Linked DNA regions of Mus musculus: region 1 is linked to region 2. The links are chromatin loops, found by intact Hi-C in ENCODE. Cell type or tissue: left cerebral cortex. All regions are shown on one strand.

Evidence for each region. A loop is a pair of places that touch in the nucleus more often than their neighbours do. Peaks named below come from ENCODE experiments on the same cell type or tissue, not always from the same donor. Only the 100,000 strongest peaks of a DNase experiment are listed, where the experiment ranks them.
Region 1: a loop joins it to region 2, with 2.7 times the contacts of the local background. A loop is called at or near these places in 13 of 42 quality-filtered maps.

Annotation. Positions count from the first base shown.
Region 1 is chr11:29,508,884-29,516,883 of GRCm38, forward strand. It overlaps Prorsd1 (prolyl-tRNA synthetase domain containing 1), which reads right to left and starts at 6,150. Exons shown (of 2, transcript NM_026465.3): 1 at 6,034-6,150; 2 at 2,874-4,793. The coding sequence starts at 6,117. The coding sequence ends at 4,368. It also overlaps a transcript of Ccdc88a not described here. In left cerebral cortex, a CTCF peak has its summit at 4,237 (motif pointing right); a DNase peak (open chromatin) is centred at 6,182; H3K4me3 peaks cover 1,030 bases; H3K27ac peaks cover 326 bases.
Region 2 is chr11:29,264,367-29,272,366 of GRCm38, forward strand. No RefSeq gene overlaps it. Among named protein-coding and RNA genes, the nearest start is that of Cfap36, 21 kb to the left of the region's middle. In left cerebral cortex, a CTCF peak has its summit at 3,680 (motif pointing right); a DNase peak (open chromatin) is centred at 3,687.

The DNA of each region.
Region 1 (8,000 bases), 240 kb after region 2:
TTGAAATGAAAAAAAAAGTACTATTTTTATTTTAACAGTATACTTCTTAAGCTCTTATTACCAGCTCTAGAGAATTTTTTGGAATAATTATGCATTCCCTAATGTGTGCTTTACAAACTGTGTATCATCATAACCCAGTAGCCGTGACAGAAATCTCTTTTCTTTGCACCCCCATCCTCCTCTTTTTGTTTCTCTCTCGCCCCCACTCTCTGTAATAGTCACTAGCAGGTTGTGTTTATAGCAACCATTGGAAAGACCGTCAATAAAAACGACAAAAAACATTTAGTTGTTCAGAAATTGAAAGTTAGAGAACTTGGATTTATTTAACTCAGTGCTGCCAGAAAATAATGCTATAAAATTAAATTACTTTAAAACTCTTGAATGAAAGGTGCTATTTAAATGTAAATACTAAGGGTTTACTGAAACACGATACACATACTAAAAATCTATTCTCTAGACTTTGAAATCTTCTTTGTGACTCCTTAGATTCAAGTCTCAAATTGGTAAATGGGTATCATGGAAGTCTAGAGACAGTTGCATGTAAAAAAAAAAAAAAAAACTGTAAATTCACTGTTGGTTGAGAAGTTGAAAATGAGTGTAGAATTATGTTTTAGCTTAATATATAAGAGAATAAGTTAGGTTTATATTAACTAGCATCCAATTTGCACAATTAGCACACATCCCAGGACAGTTAATGAATGAGTGTGAGGTGACCTAATGAGGGTAAAGCAGTTTGAACCTGCTGAGGTAATCAGCACATCAGCTAGAAATACTGTAATGTATTAACTTGGAGTAGGCCAACCCTGAGGAGAAAAAAAGAGAAAACTAAGAGAATACAATGAGACTAGTGCATTATTCTCAATTATATTAATTGCCTTCCTCATAGCAATTCAACAAAGGACTAGCCGATAACTCCATGATTTTTTTTTCTTTGAAATCTACTTCAGAAGCAGACTTTGTAGGAATCTAAGCCAAATGGAAATTAATCCAAACCATTTTTCTAACCAAGCCTACACCCAACTATCTGGTGCTATTCCTAAACCTCCATGAACACTTTAAAAATGAGAATAACAGCATCTGCCCAGAGCTCTAATAACATGCCTCCTAGCTGGCCATGGAAATGTTTTGGTTCAAGGTTTTCTGAGTTGGTGGTTACCAAAGAGTTCACGAGACAGGTTCATGTGAAGCACCTTTCATGCAAGGCATGTTAAAAGCCTATTTAAAAATCACTGTGCACATTACAGAATTGTAACCACCTCACAAATGGATTACTACAGCCTGAACTGTCTTAACACTTTATGTCAGGAAGTAAAATCAATACTGTACCAAATCTGGAATTGTGATGGGGAATTATGCATTCTAAATTACTTTTGTACTTTAAGTTACTTTTTATGAAAAAAAGTGAATTGTCTTTCTTTTCAGCTATTTGTCCTGAGATGTATTTTTTTTCTTTGAGTCTTGAATATGAATAGTACAAAAAGAGCCCATTTTATAATTATAAATCTTGATATACAGGTTAAGCTATTTGGACAATGAAAACGCCTTAAATGGAATGCTTAATGGGTAATGTTGCACTTATAACATCCTCTGACAAAATCTGATTTTAAATTGTCTTTTTTATTTCTACTAGTTTTGTTTTCAATGTTTGCCATTGTACTCACAGCTGTTATTAAATACCAAATCAAATAATATAAAAAGCTGTAACATTTCCTTTAAAATTAATGCTAATAAGGGAGGTAGAGTTGAATAACAAAACAACTTTCCTCGGTGGCACCTGATGTCTGTCACAGGAGTCCATGCACGACAAGATACCATTGTTTGAGATGGTTTTTATAGTCACTTTCTTTTTCTTTAATTCTCCTTAAAAGTATTTATGTTGGACTAACTGATATAAAAAGAAATAAAAACAAAAGGTAATTTTTTAACAAATTGTTACAGTCATTTTAAAATTGTATGTTGGCCAAGTGTTACTTTTTCCCTGGAGAACTGTTTTGGGGCTTCATAGACTTTATCCTAATCATTTTGGTCATTAAGATGTTTGGGTAGAGAGTCAGTTCTGTCAATCCTAAAATAAGTTTAAGTATGTTTACTAAGAGAAAGCTTAAATTATAAAGTAGATACAGTGATAATAACAATGGTAGCTAATAATAAAATAGAACTATAACAATAGTTTGTTGTTTCGGGGGTGGTAGGAAGGGGGTACTACTGGAGATTTTACTCAGGGCCTTAAGCGTGGTACGCTGGCACTTTACTTAGCTGTAGTCCCAGCTCCTTTCTCAGTACTTCTTCTTGTGCTCTATGCATTCTTCTTGTGATGTGAGATAAAATAACTAGGTGATGAACTGAGTGCAGTGATAGAGGAAATATATTAAGCTAGTCGATAGGGGTTGTCTGAACACCAGTGCTGAGACACCACATTCACTGCCACAAGTTTGGTAACCACGGGGACTAAGTGACCAACAGGTAGGTAGAATATATGCTATGGATATGCCAGACAGTCATTCAGTGATAACATCTCCTGCTACTGAAACAGGCATGTCGTTTAAAGCTTATGAATTTTGGAATTTCTCATGTAATAATTTTGGTTCATTTAACCACAGGTTACTGGAACTTCGGGAATTAAAACTCCTAAGAATGTGATAGGCTGCAAAAATTGTTGTCTTTGTGGGGCTGGAGTATTGGTTCGGTGGTTCAGCACTGGCTGCTCTTTCAGAGGAGCCAGGTTCCATCTCCAGCACTGTCCATGCTGCAGTTCATGACTGTCTGTAACCTCTAGCTCCAGGGTAGCTAGTGCCTTCTCCTGGCCTCCATGGGCAATGGACACAGGTTACAGATCTACATGTAGGCAAAACAAAAATAAACCCCAAAAAATTCATTCAGTCTTTTATTTTTACTTAGTAACTCGAGGCATCTTACCATATCATTCTTCTGGAGCCTGTTTTCACTATCAACATGATATCCAAGGTCTACAAATTCTGATTCAGGTCCTTCGTTTTATGTTCATAAGAACTTAGAACTACTTGTTTATGTTAGAGATTGAGTGCAGAGCAGGTAAAACAAGCATGGAACCTCTGGGGCAAAGGCAATCATTAGTTTCATTTTGCCTTTCAGTAACACAAGTTGGTACAAATTAGTTTCTCTACTAGATGAAAAGTATTTCTCAAAGCTTGAACAGGAAAATACAGTTCTTTTAGAAATATCCTAGTTAACTGGAATGGAGATAATGGCAAGAGCAATTTCTATATTCTAGCCTATGTCAGATCCTCAATGAATAAAGAGTTGACTAAATTGTTCCTAGATTTAATACTTCAGCTGCCATAATTGAAAGGAAATTATATTAACATTTTCTAAAGGAATATAACCTAGGGTATTTGGAACAATGTCTCTTTTACATGTTGGAGATTCTGAGAACCTAGTAGGTTCAGTGTGCCTGGAGGATTCTTGAAGAGCCTCTGGTCTTCAGGCTGTGTGGGCATGTGTCAATAAAGGATGGTAGTAGCAGCAGTAGGACTCACCAGCAAGAAGCAATGAAGGCACAAAAGCAACACAGCTCTTTCCTGGAACTTCATCCAAGCTGCTGTCAAAATTCTGCCCACTGTGGAGTCTTCCTCATTTAGTCCTGCCTAGAAATGTCCTCACAGATCTGCTCAGGGGAGTATTTTGTTCTGGATCAAATCAAGTTCCCAACCAGGACTCACCATAACAAAGATGAATAAATTTATCATAAAATAGGATAGTAAGTTAGGGTAGAGGACAAAGGGAACTGCCTCTCTGTCATCTGAACCAGTTCTGATGCTATATTTTGCAGCCGAGTTTTAAGATATAAATTTAATACTTTAGTGGAAACAATTTTCTACTTCTAGTTTTTCTACATTGAATTTAATAAGCCAGTTGTAATGGTACCTGACTGTACCATTACATGCAGACAAAATGCTCATACACATAAATATCTTTAAGGTAAATAATAGTCTCCAAATTAAAGACACAAGAAATAAAAACAGCTGTCAGAATGAGTTTATTATGAATATTAACCAAATTGACTTTTGTTTGACATAGCAGCTGACTATTAGATGTTAGCTGGCCTAGAACTCAGAGATCAGCCTGCTCTGCCTAAAGTGCTAGGCAAATAGCATATGCCACCACACCTGGCTCCCAATCTTTTTTTTTTTTTAAGATTTATTTATTTATTTATTTATTGTATAGGAGTATACTGTAGCTATCTTCAGACACACCAGAAGAGGGCATCAGATCCGTTACAGATGGTTGTGAGCCACCATGTGGTTGCTGGGAATTGAACTCAGGATCTCTGCAAGTGCAGTCAGTGCTCTTAACCGCTGAGCCATCTCTCCAGCCCTCCCAATCATTTTTTAATCAAAGTTTAGAATTATGGGATCATGTCCTGTAGCCTTCACAAATATGAGAAAGTCTTCAGGACTTAACCCCATTGTTGCAGCATTAGTCATTGGGTGAAAGTACACTTTCTCATGTCCACCTTCCAGAAAAGCTGAATCCAAGACAAATTTAACATCTCCATCATCGCAGAAGAGTGACAAAGGTGTGGCACAGCCTTGACCAACTTTCAGTTTTTCTAGCATGGCTGTTTCATCAGCAAACCGAAGATTTCCACTCCCAACTCCTAACTGCTTGCCAAGATCATTTAAATTGATTTGTCTATCATGAAGAACTGTGACTAACCAATAGTTTTTCTTCTTTTTGTCTTTAAGAAATAAGTTCTTACTATGTGCTCCTTTCAGATGTTGAATATGAGGCATCATTTCTTCAATTGTAAACACCTGCAAAATATGCAAAAGAAAAAACACTGTAAATTGCACACATACATATCCACGGTTGTACATATTTTTCATGGTGGATGCTCTGAATTTAACTGGTATTCGTTATAAATGTTTTGATAGGGGTTGGGCCTTTTGGTGCTGAGGATAGGACCCAGAGTGCTATGCTTGCTAGGCAGGCACAATATCTCTGAACTAAAAACCTCAGCCTCCAAATACTTTAAAGGCCTGGTACCTGGAGTACTGGTACTTAGAGCTGAGGCCGAGATCAAGAATTCAAGAGTGCAGCAAAATCCTGGTTGGGGTTCAGGGGGAGCCTTAATCATCACAGTTGCAGACCTCAAGACCTCAGTTTTTGTTGGGCCAGTTTTCTATCCCAGTGGCTAACAAAGCCATCAGGTGCCTGAGACGCTTATAACTTTTGAACTTTGGCGTAAAATTTGATGACAGTCCTTAATATTTATCTCCAGAGTCCCAGACATTCACTACAAGGGCATCGATGAAGAACATAAGACCCCAGGTTAGTACATAAAGAACATTTTTTTAATGTTACAAGTACCAGTACTCCAGGGCCTTAAAGTATTTGGAGGCTGGGAATGTACACAGAATGTGACCTTTGTAAAAATGGGAAATAGTAAATATTAAGACAGGTGTTTTCTATCATAAAATGTGTCGTGCAAGCCTTACCAACCCTCATAATAGTTTCCACAAAAATTGTACATCTCCAGTGTAGGTCATGTTAAAATTAAGGTACGTACTTTTGTTTGTGGCACAAGCGGGAGCGGGCCAAAAGAGGAACTGTAGTTTTAAACAGCTCTCAGTGTGAGTGCTGAAATAAATTCGTGTCATCTGCAAGAGAAGTACGTGCTCTTAACCGCGAAAACAATTCTCCAGACTCAGGGGTTATATACTTTTTGTAATTATTTGGGAAATGATCCTTGCCGTGCTGCAGTGGTAACGACTGTCCAAAGAAGTAAAAAACCAAGCCACCTCAATGGCCTGCTGTGCCTTTGGTACCAGATACAGCCTAGGCGATTCTATAGGGTTGCCACTTATGTAGTGCCTTGTTCCTTAGTTATCTACATAACGTATCAGCTATCCAACCGGCTTTTAAGTCACGTCAGTCATCCCAGGACAAGTTTCCTCACGGTTGCCGCAGTTTTAAATAAACTTATAAGCCTCTGCTTGGACCCAATAAACACTCGCCCGAAGACCCTCTGCCTTCCTGGGGCCGCAGTCTCACCTCGGGATGCTCCACGACCTCCGTGCGAATGGCGAGGGCGCCGAGCCTCTGTTCTAACTCAGCCCGCAGCTCCGAGCCTGCCATTTTCCCCTCTACGTGGGCAGGCTTACCGGAAGTGCCACGGCTTCGGGGGCGTGGTGATGGCTGCTTGCTCCGCCCTGGCATGGCTCTGTGGCCTGACCCATCTTTGGGCCGCCGAGAGCGCTTAGCCACACCCCCAACCACCTGAGCCTCCAGTGCCGGGGTCGGAAAGCTCCGGGTTCCATTGCTCGGCCGCGGCAATGTGGCTTCATGCCTCAACAACTGTAGCTTGTGACTTCCGTCTTTCCGTTCTTTTAAATTTTATGTGTTATGGGCGTTAGTTACCGGCTTGCATGGTTGTGCACCACGTGTGAGCAGTGCCTGAGGAGGCTGAAAGAAGGTGTTCAATTTACTAGAACTGGAGTGATGGTGAGTCATGTAGGTGCTAGGAACCGAACTCGGTCCTCTGGAAGACCAGCCATCACTCCCGCATATTATGATATTAGAAAACGGTACTGCGGGTGTGGTGGCGCACTCCTTTAACCCAGCACTTGGGAGGCAGAGGCAGGCGGATTTCTGAGTTCGAGGCCAGCCTGGTCTACAGAGTGAGTTCCAGGACAGCAAGGGCTATACAGAGAAACCCTGTCTCGAAAAAAAAGAAAAAAGAAAAGAAAGGAAGAAAACAGTACTGCGACGAATTACAGTGGTCGTTATGATACTTATGGCCTGGAATTTGCAACCATGGTGGGACCACTTACTTTGAATAAGGTTCAAATTCCACATTAGTATTTCACTTAAACTTTGAAATTAAGGCTCACATGCAACATGAAACACTGATACACTCAGAGATGTTTAATATAAATTAATTGTATTTATTTGGGAGTGAAGATCTGAAAAAGAACCCCTCTTAAGACACAGATGGTATGCTTTTTCTCTCCCTCGGTGACACAAATAGAGCCAGATTAGAACATATTACATGTAGATAAAGGCAGGTTTACTAGGAGGCAGCTTTTGGGCGGGCTCATCAATCTCACATGTGGAAGTCAGTGAAGTCACTCATCTGGTCTTAAGAGGGTTTCACAGAGTTTTGGCAAGGAATGATGCCGTGCTAGCTAGGAGCTGGGATAGTGTCCATACATGGTCAAAAACTGAGCCCCTAAGCAGACACTCTTGGGTGAGTTACCATAAACACACCACATTAGCCAGGAGCTTTCTCTGCCTGTGCAGTAGAAGAAGGAGGGCAGACTGGAAAACAGGGATTTGTTCCAGCCTATGATTTACTCAGTATTGGAAGAAACTACAAAAGAGTAAGTCAGAGTTGTGTTTACAGTTTCACTCTGAACTCAGGATTTCAAAATTTTAAAACTTTTTAGTTTAACCTTTTTTTAAAAATGATTTATTGCCCGGCGGTGGTGGCGTATGCCTTTAATCCCAGCACTTGGGAGGCAGAGGCAGGTGGATTTCTGAGTTCAAGGCCAGCCTGGTCTACAAAGTGAGTTCCAGGACAGCCAGAGCTACACAGAGAAACCCTGTCTCGAAAACAAACAAACATTTTTTTATGTGCATTGGTTTTCTGCCTGCATGTCTGTGCAAGGGTTCCAGATCCTCTGGAACTGGAGTTACAGACACTTGTGAACTGCCCTGTGGGTGCTGGGAATTGAACCCAGGTCCTCTAGAAGAAAATCCAGTGCTCTTAACCACTGAGCCATCTCTCCAGCCCCCTTAACCTTTTTGTTGTTGTTGTTGTTGTTTAATCTTTTTGCCTGTGTGTGTTTGTACCACCTTTGGAGACCAAAAGAGGGTAGGATCCCCTAGAACTGGAATTAAATATGGTCATGAACTACTACCATATGGGTGCAAACCCAGGTCCTCTGGAAGATCAAACAGTGCTCTTAAACATAGAGCCATCTCTCCAGCCCCTTTAAAATCTCTTTTATTTTAAACTC
Region 2 (8,000 bases):
GCTGTAAGATCGAGAATTGACAAATGGGACCTAATGAAACTCCAAAGTTTCTGCAAGGCAAAAGACACCGTCAATAATACAAAAAGGCCACCAACAGATTGGGAAACGATCTTTACCTATCTTAAATCAGATAGGGGACTAATATCCAATATATATAAAGAACACAAGAAGGTAGACTCCAGAAAATCAAATAACCCCATTAAAAAATGGGGCTCAGAGCTGAACAAAGAATTCTCACCCGAGTAATACCGAAAGGCTGAGAAACACCTGAAAAAATGTTCAACATCCTTAATCATCAGAGAAATGCAAATCAAAACAACCCTGAGATTCCACTTCACTCCAGTCAGAATGGCTAAGATAAAAAATTCAGGTGACAGCACATGCTGGTGAGGATGTGGAGAAAGAGGAACACTCCTCCATTGTTGGTGGGATTGCAAGCTTATACAACCACTCTGGAAATCAGTCTGGCGGTTCCTCAGAAAATTGGACATAGTACTACCAGAGGATCCCGCAATACCTCTCCTGGGCATATATCCAGAAGATGTCCCAACCGGTAAGAAGGACACATGCTCCACTATGTTCATAGCAGCCTTATTTATAATAGCCAGAAGCTGGAAAGAACCCAGATGCCCCTCAACAGAGGAATGGATACAGAAAATGTGGTACATTTACACAATGGAATACTACTCAGCTATTAAAAAAATGAATTTATGAAATTCGTAGGCAAATGGATGGACCTGGAGGGCATCATCCTGAGTGAGGTAACCCAATCACAAAGGAACTCGCACAATATGTACTCACTGATAAGTGGATATTAGCCCAGAAACTTAGTATTCCCAAGATATAAGATACAATTTGCTAACCGCATGAAATTCAAGAAGAATGAAGACCAAAGTGTGGACACTAGCCCCTTCTTAGAAATGGGAACAAAACACCCATGGAAGGAGTTACAGAGACAAAATTTGGAGCTGTGACGAAAGGATGGACCATTTAGTGATTGCCATATGCAGGGATCCATCCCATAATCAGCTTCCAAATGCTGACACCATTGCACACACTAGCAAGATTTTGCTGAAAGGACCTAGAAATAGCTGTCTCTTGTGAGACTATGCCGGTGCCTAGCAAACACAGAAGTGGATGATCACAGTCAGCTATTGGATGGGTCACACGGCCCCCAATGGAGGAGCTAGAGAACGTACCCAAGGAGCTAAAGGGAACTGCAACCCTATAGGTGGAACAACAATATGAACTAACCAGTACCCCGGAGCTCTTGACTCTAGCCGCATATGTATCAAAAGATGGCCTAGTCGGCCATCACTGCAAAGAGAGGCCCATTGGACTTGCAAACTTTATATGCCCCAGTACAGGGGAACCCCAGGGCCAAAAAGGGGGAGTGGGTGGGTAGGGGATTGGCGGGGGTGGGTATGGCGGACTTTTGGGATAGCATTGAAAAAATAAACGAGGAAAATACCTAATAAAAAATAAAAAATAAATAAATGGATATTACCTATAAAGTACAGGATAACATGCTACAATCCACAGACCTAAAGAAGCTAAATATCAGGGAGGGTCCAAGGGAGGATGGTTGAATTCCACTCAAAAGGAGATATAAAATAGATATTAGAGGTGTGTGGAAGTAAGGAGCTGGGTGGAATCGGGGAAGTGGAACCGGGATGGAAATCAGGTGTGGAGAGAGCAGGGGTGGGGTATAGGAGTTGGAGAGGGCTAAAAGAGAAAACAGAAACAGATAGGAAGCATTTCTGGAACAAGCTTGAGACCTGTTCCCAGTAGTCTATGTGGGTGACCCTAGCTGAGACTCCTAGCTGCTGGGGATACGGAAATTTTAAGTTCTTGAAGCTCACCTCCAGTAACGTACTTCCCTCAGCAAGGCCATACCTTCTAAACCTCCACAAACAACAACACCAACTGAGTATCCAAATGCTTGAGACTATGGGGCACCATCACAGAAATATAATACTAAAAATACTGCAAATGAGAAGAAATTCTGTCTGCTATGACAAAAATAGTCATGTTAGGCTAAGTGGGTAAAGATGAGGTCATAACTCTAGGTAAATGGCCTTTGATCAGGAATAGTCTAAGAAGTCTTTATCGCAGAGTTGAGTAATGGCCCTAGCTAGCATTCTCCTTTTTACTCAACCAAAGACCCATTCATGGAGTACTGCAACCCACACTTAGTGTGGAATCTCATTCCTCAATTACCTTGTATACAAACTCCTCCAGAGGCATGCACAGAGGTTGTCTCCTAGATGATCCTATCTCCTCTCAACTTGACAATACAAACAATTTCAGGAACTATAGAGTGAATTGAGACACAGCCTCATTCCTGACCTTCAGAACTTGGACTAGTCTGTAGGGTCCATCTCATTTCTTTACTGCCAAAATAGTTTTGCTGCACAGATTGTTCATAGCCATGAATTTCTCAATGATAGGCTATTAGCTTTTATGTCTTTCAGGACCATTGAAGAGTGTCTTTAAGGACAATTGTAACCATTAGTGGAATTCCTAGCAAGATATGTATTCCAGGTTTGGCAGAGTGGGGGGCATGTTAGGTAATTTAAGTGCCTATGAGAGAGAGAGAGAGAGTGCATTTGAGTCTCTAAGACAGCTACAGGCCTTTATAGGACAGAAAATTTTGTATCAGAAATACCATAAAAGCCTGTGGAGTTAGCTGGTCCAGTGGCATATACACTTTAAGCCCAGCACTCTGATGGCAGAGGAAGATGAATCTCTGAGTTTGAGGTCAGCCTGGTCTACAGAGCAAGTTTCAGTACAGCTAGGCTACACAGAGAAACTTTGTCTTGGAAAACAAAAACAAAAAACCTCCAGAGTCTAAAAAAAGCCTCAGCAAGTCTGATGTTTAAACATCATGCCCCGCCTAGGAAGGGAAGGCAACACCCATTTAGGTAGGGTAAAAAAAGAATGACTAAAAATATTCATCTAGTATACATATTAAGGAGGCTGTGGGCTAACGTGATGGCTCTGTGGTTAAGAGTGCTTGCTGCTTCTTCCAGAGGTCCTAAGCTCAACTGTCAGCACACAACCCTCAATAAGTCCAGTTCCAGGGGACCCAGTGCACTCTTCTGACCTCTTCTGACACTAGGCATGTATACATTGGCAAAACTGTCACACAAATAAAATATTTTTTTTTAAAACTTCAAAATAAAAAAGGAGGGTGTAAATTGAACTTATTGGGACTTGCTATTGATAGCAATGAGAAGGACCAGGGTTCAGAAGTTCTAACAAGAAGTGGTCAGGGCAGAAAAATCACTCCCATATTGATATGAAATATAATTGTGATCCCTGCTATTCTGAGAGTCGGTAGGTGCTCATTCATAGAGATGGAAAATGCAAGAGACTGTATAGCACCCGGGACCCATCAATTCTCAAAGCAGAGGGGCCTCTTTCCCTCTGGAGCATTTCACAGTCCAGGAACAAAGTTGGGAGCACTTGTTCTTTTTTTTTCAAAAAAGAAGTGAGCATGAGGTCCTTGGATGGAAATTGGGAGAGGGGATATTCTCTTCCAGTATGTTCCCACTTTAACGGACTGGATATGGTTCTTGGATGGGGGCATCGAACCCAGTGGATTTGGGAATATCTTGGCTACTTTAAGATACCTTTGATTCAAAGCTAGCATGGCTCTGGTTCAGTGAACTAGACAGCCACTAGATGGAGCGCTAGGTTTTCCTGAGATGGCATGGAATTAGGCAAGGATCCTGACCTTTTTCTCTTTCTGAACTGTCCTGGTCTTTTCTCTTTTCCTTCTCTCCAATTTACCCATTCTGACTCTTGAGGTTTCATCCCTGTTTTAAGTACCTTGAGGCCATGTCTAATAAAGTAGTGAAAGTACCCTGGGGTTAGAAGGAGCACTTCATTTAATCTTTGAAGTTTTTGCTTACTAGCTGGAGAGGCTTGTCTTTAAACATGTACAGCTAGGATTTTCCAAACTCTCACAGTCTAGAATATATGTGATCTTGGTTTGAGCCAGCCTAGAGAGTACTGTTTCCAGAAGCTCACTGTGTCTTTCCCATCACTTTAGCCCTTTCCATCTGATAGTTTTGGTAAGTCATTTTTCCCGTCATTACTTTTATCAGTGTAATGAACAGGAGTCTGAGTGAGGCATGGGACAGAGCCTGGCCAGGCCATATTAAGTGTAGCCTCATCAGCTCAGGCTAAAGACAGATACACAACATGGAGGAGGTAATAAGGACGGCACTCTTAACAGTGCCAGATTAGGTAAAATGCCAGAATGAGTTCTTATGAATCTTTAATGAAAGTGGAAAGATGCTGGCTAAGTGACCCTTGTGTGGATTATATTATGGGCAAGTTAGACATGGAGAAGAAGATGTGTACTCAGATGATGTCCCTGTCTTAGTTAGGGCTTTACTCTGTGAATAGACACCATGACCAAGGCAACTCGGTTTGTTTGTTTGTTTTTAAGATTTATTTATTTCTTATATGTAAGTACACTGTAGCTGTCTTCAGACACTCCAGAAGAGGGCATCAGATTTAATTATGGATGGTTGTGAGCCACCATGTGGTTGCTGGGATTTGAACTCAGGACCTTCGGAAGAGCAGTTGGCACTCTTAACTGCTGAGCCATCTCGCCAGTCCCCCAAGGCAACTCTTATAAGGACAACGTTTAATGGGGGCTGGCTTACAGATTCAGAGATTTGGTCCAGTATCATCAAGGCAGGAGCATGGCATTGTCCAGGCATGCATGGTGAAGGAGAGTGCATATCTGTGTGCTGAGGGAATGTTGGGAGGGAAGAGGAAGAGAGAACAAAAATGAAGCAGGGAGAGGCACAGGTATTGGGTGCAGGAAGCTAGACCAGAGGCTAAGCAGAGATGGACCATGTCAGGAACATCAATAATAGGGCATCTCGTGGTGTGTAAAGAGAGTCTAGTGGGGCACCTAGAGAGTCTTTCACACCTAGGGGTGAGAAGTCCTGTGAAAGGCCATGAAGCTTTGATATGAGGAATTTGAGTCCTTTCCTAAATTATGACAAAGAAGTCTAATTGTAGGGTAAAATTATAGCTTGTGACATGAACTAACAGGCTATCTTGATCTGGAGTGGGTTTAAGAACAAAATCTATTACAAACAAAAAAAAATGTGTCTTTTCTTTTTGAGAATCTGAACATCAGATTTAAAGCCATAGGAGTACATTCCAGGAGTCAGAGGAGATAGAGAGCACAAAACCATCAAGCGAATCCTGCCTAAGATTCATTGTTCCACCTCTGTTATTGATCTTCCCTGCCTTACATGTACTTTAGTCTGGAAGCCTTCCTGGCTAGCCAAACCCACCTAGTTGGTCAAGCCAGACTAACCTGGAGGGGAAACCTTTCAAATAAAAACTGATGTAGGGTGGGGGATAAGACCCCTTTGTTCTGGGGAAAGCAAAACCTGGCCATGTTCAGATCTATGGGATTCGGAAGTGTATCTGTAAGGGAATCCCAGGCACAAACACCATGTCTTGTGTTTTGCTTGCTCTCACTCTGGAAAGTCACACAAATTCTGAATAGAAAACTAGAGTGAGCAGGAGAGAAAAATGCATCTGTGCAGATGCATCCTGGACATGCTACCAAGGCCAGATCTTCAATGTTTCTAGTGGGGCTTCAAAAAGGAAGAAAAGTAACCACTTTCCCCTTCAGCCCATATAACTGGGCATCTTCCCTTTACCTTGCTCCAGTCATGGGTAGAATTTATCAGTTTCTAAAGGAAGGTAAGATTTTCTACAAGGGCTTAACTCCTTAGCATGTATTTTTCTGGTGACAAAGTTCCAGAATCACAAACAAAAAACCTTTGTTATTAATGGAGAGCCACCATATCCAGGGGCTTCTGTTACCTGCCAGCCTCTTAAATTTTATTCTATGTGTATGGGTGTTTTGTCTTCATATATGTCTATGTACCACATGCATGGTGCCCTCAGAGGCCTCAGGAGAGGGTATTAGATCCCCTGAGACTGGAGTTACAGACAGTTGTGGTCAACAACATGATTGCTAGGAATTTAAATAAGGTTCTTTGGAAGAGCACCCAGTGCTCTTAACCAATGAGCCATCTCTCTGGCCCATACCAGCCTCTTAGCCCACCACAAGTAGCAGAGAGAAAAGAAGCTAAGGAAAAGAGGTCAGGCAGAACAGAAAAAGTATTTACTAGACCAGACTGATATAAAAATTATAATAAAGAACATACAGCAGAGGAGGGGACTGGAGAGAAGGTCAGTAGTTAAGAACACTGACTGCTCTTGCAGAGGATCTGGGGTTGTTTTTAGCACCCGTGTGGTGACTCAAAGCACTTGAAACTGCAATCCAGGGGATCTCACACTCTTTTCTGACATCCACAGGCACTAGGTAGGCACATAGTACACATACAGGCATGCAAACACATATAAACATACAGATAAGCGTTTTCTACCATGAGCACACTGGGGGCCAATGAGACTGCTTAGTGGGTAAAGGTGCTTGCTGTGTAAGCCTGGTGATTCAAGTTTGATGCAAGAACCACAATTAATGTGGAAAGAAAGAACTGACCCCACAAAGGTGCCTGATTTCACATGATCTGTTACCTCCTTGCAGAGTCCTGCAAGGCTGTTGTGGAAGGGATGGTATGACATAGTTACCACACCTGGAGCAGAGCTAGTATACTTGGGGCTTCATGGGTGTTGACAGTTGCTAGAAGTGAGGCTTTCTTTGTATAATAATGTACATAATTTACTTTATGTTCCTCCTTCAGGAAATATTCCTCCTGCCAAGGTATCTGGGAATGTTCTCCCTGCCAAGCTTAGTGATTCCATGATAATTAGAAGCAGCATAAGTCCAGAAGACAAGAATGCGTCTGTGTCCTTAGCAAAAATGGTAAATGCTGTAACCTCTAGGACAGCCCATAAGGCTGTAGGAAAGAACTCTGAAAACATAAGTTCAAAATTATATAATTTCATAACTATGAAAAATATAAGGATGCAATATGAATGTTATGAGTGGCTTCACAGACCTAAAAGAACAAAGACAGTTGCACTAATAAGGCAGCTTGTCATCAAGACACAGAGATAGGCAGATTCCTGAGTTCAAGATCAACCTTGGACAGAGTGACTTTTAGGTCCAGGCATGGTCGGAATGGTAATTTCAGGACAGGATTCCACCTAGCTTGCTTATTGTCTGTTGCTGAAAAGGCAGGCAGATCTCTGGATTAATTTTCCATGTTAAAAATCTACTTGCTGACTTTCCTAAGAATCATTTTACAGCTAAGGTCCATAAAATGCTGATTCATGGGATAATCAAAAAGGAACCTGGAATGGATGATTGAAATGACATACAAATAAAAGACTGTGATGCAAGTGACTGGTAAGGTTGAAACAGGTTCAAAAACCCTGGGGTTTTAAATTTAAAAACATCATGTGTTGGAACCTGCTCCTGGCCAGGCTCTACCTGTTCTGGAACATGTAATCATGACACCCAGTGAGATGACCATGAAAACCAGTCACATAGCATAAAAAAAACTAGAGTTCTTCATGCTAATGAGGTATCTAGATAGGCCCTAAGTGTTTAGCCAAAGAGTGTCCCTTCCTGGGCATCCCTTCCTGCAAAAGGTTCATCCTTAGTAAGATGTATACATTCACACCTACCATAAATAAAGCAGTTTGGACAAGCAAGGACCATCTCTTTCATCAAGGATTGCCTCAGGTGGAGACCTTCTTCATAAAGTGCCTAGCCTATATCTCCTAGAGAAGGTCTGCTCTCTTCCCTCAGTACTATCTGCATTCATTCTGAACCAGACTACATTCTTCCCAGTCCCAAGCTCAGCCATCTGCTTCCTACTAGGCGCATAGGGGAAGTGCTGACCAGCAGACCACTGGTCTCAACTCTGTATGGTCCCCAACAGCATCTGAGTAAAACAGAAGACTGAGAATCACTGCATCCGTCTCAGCCCACAGTGTTTCTCACCTGGGGAAACACAGGCTAGGACCGCTATTATGGATTACAG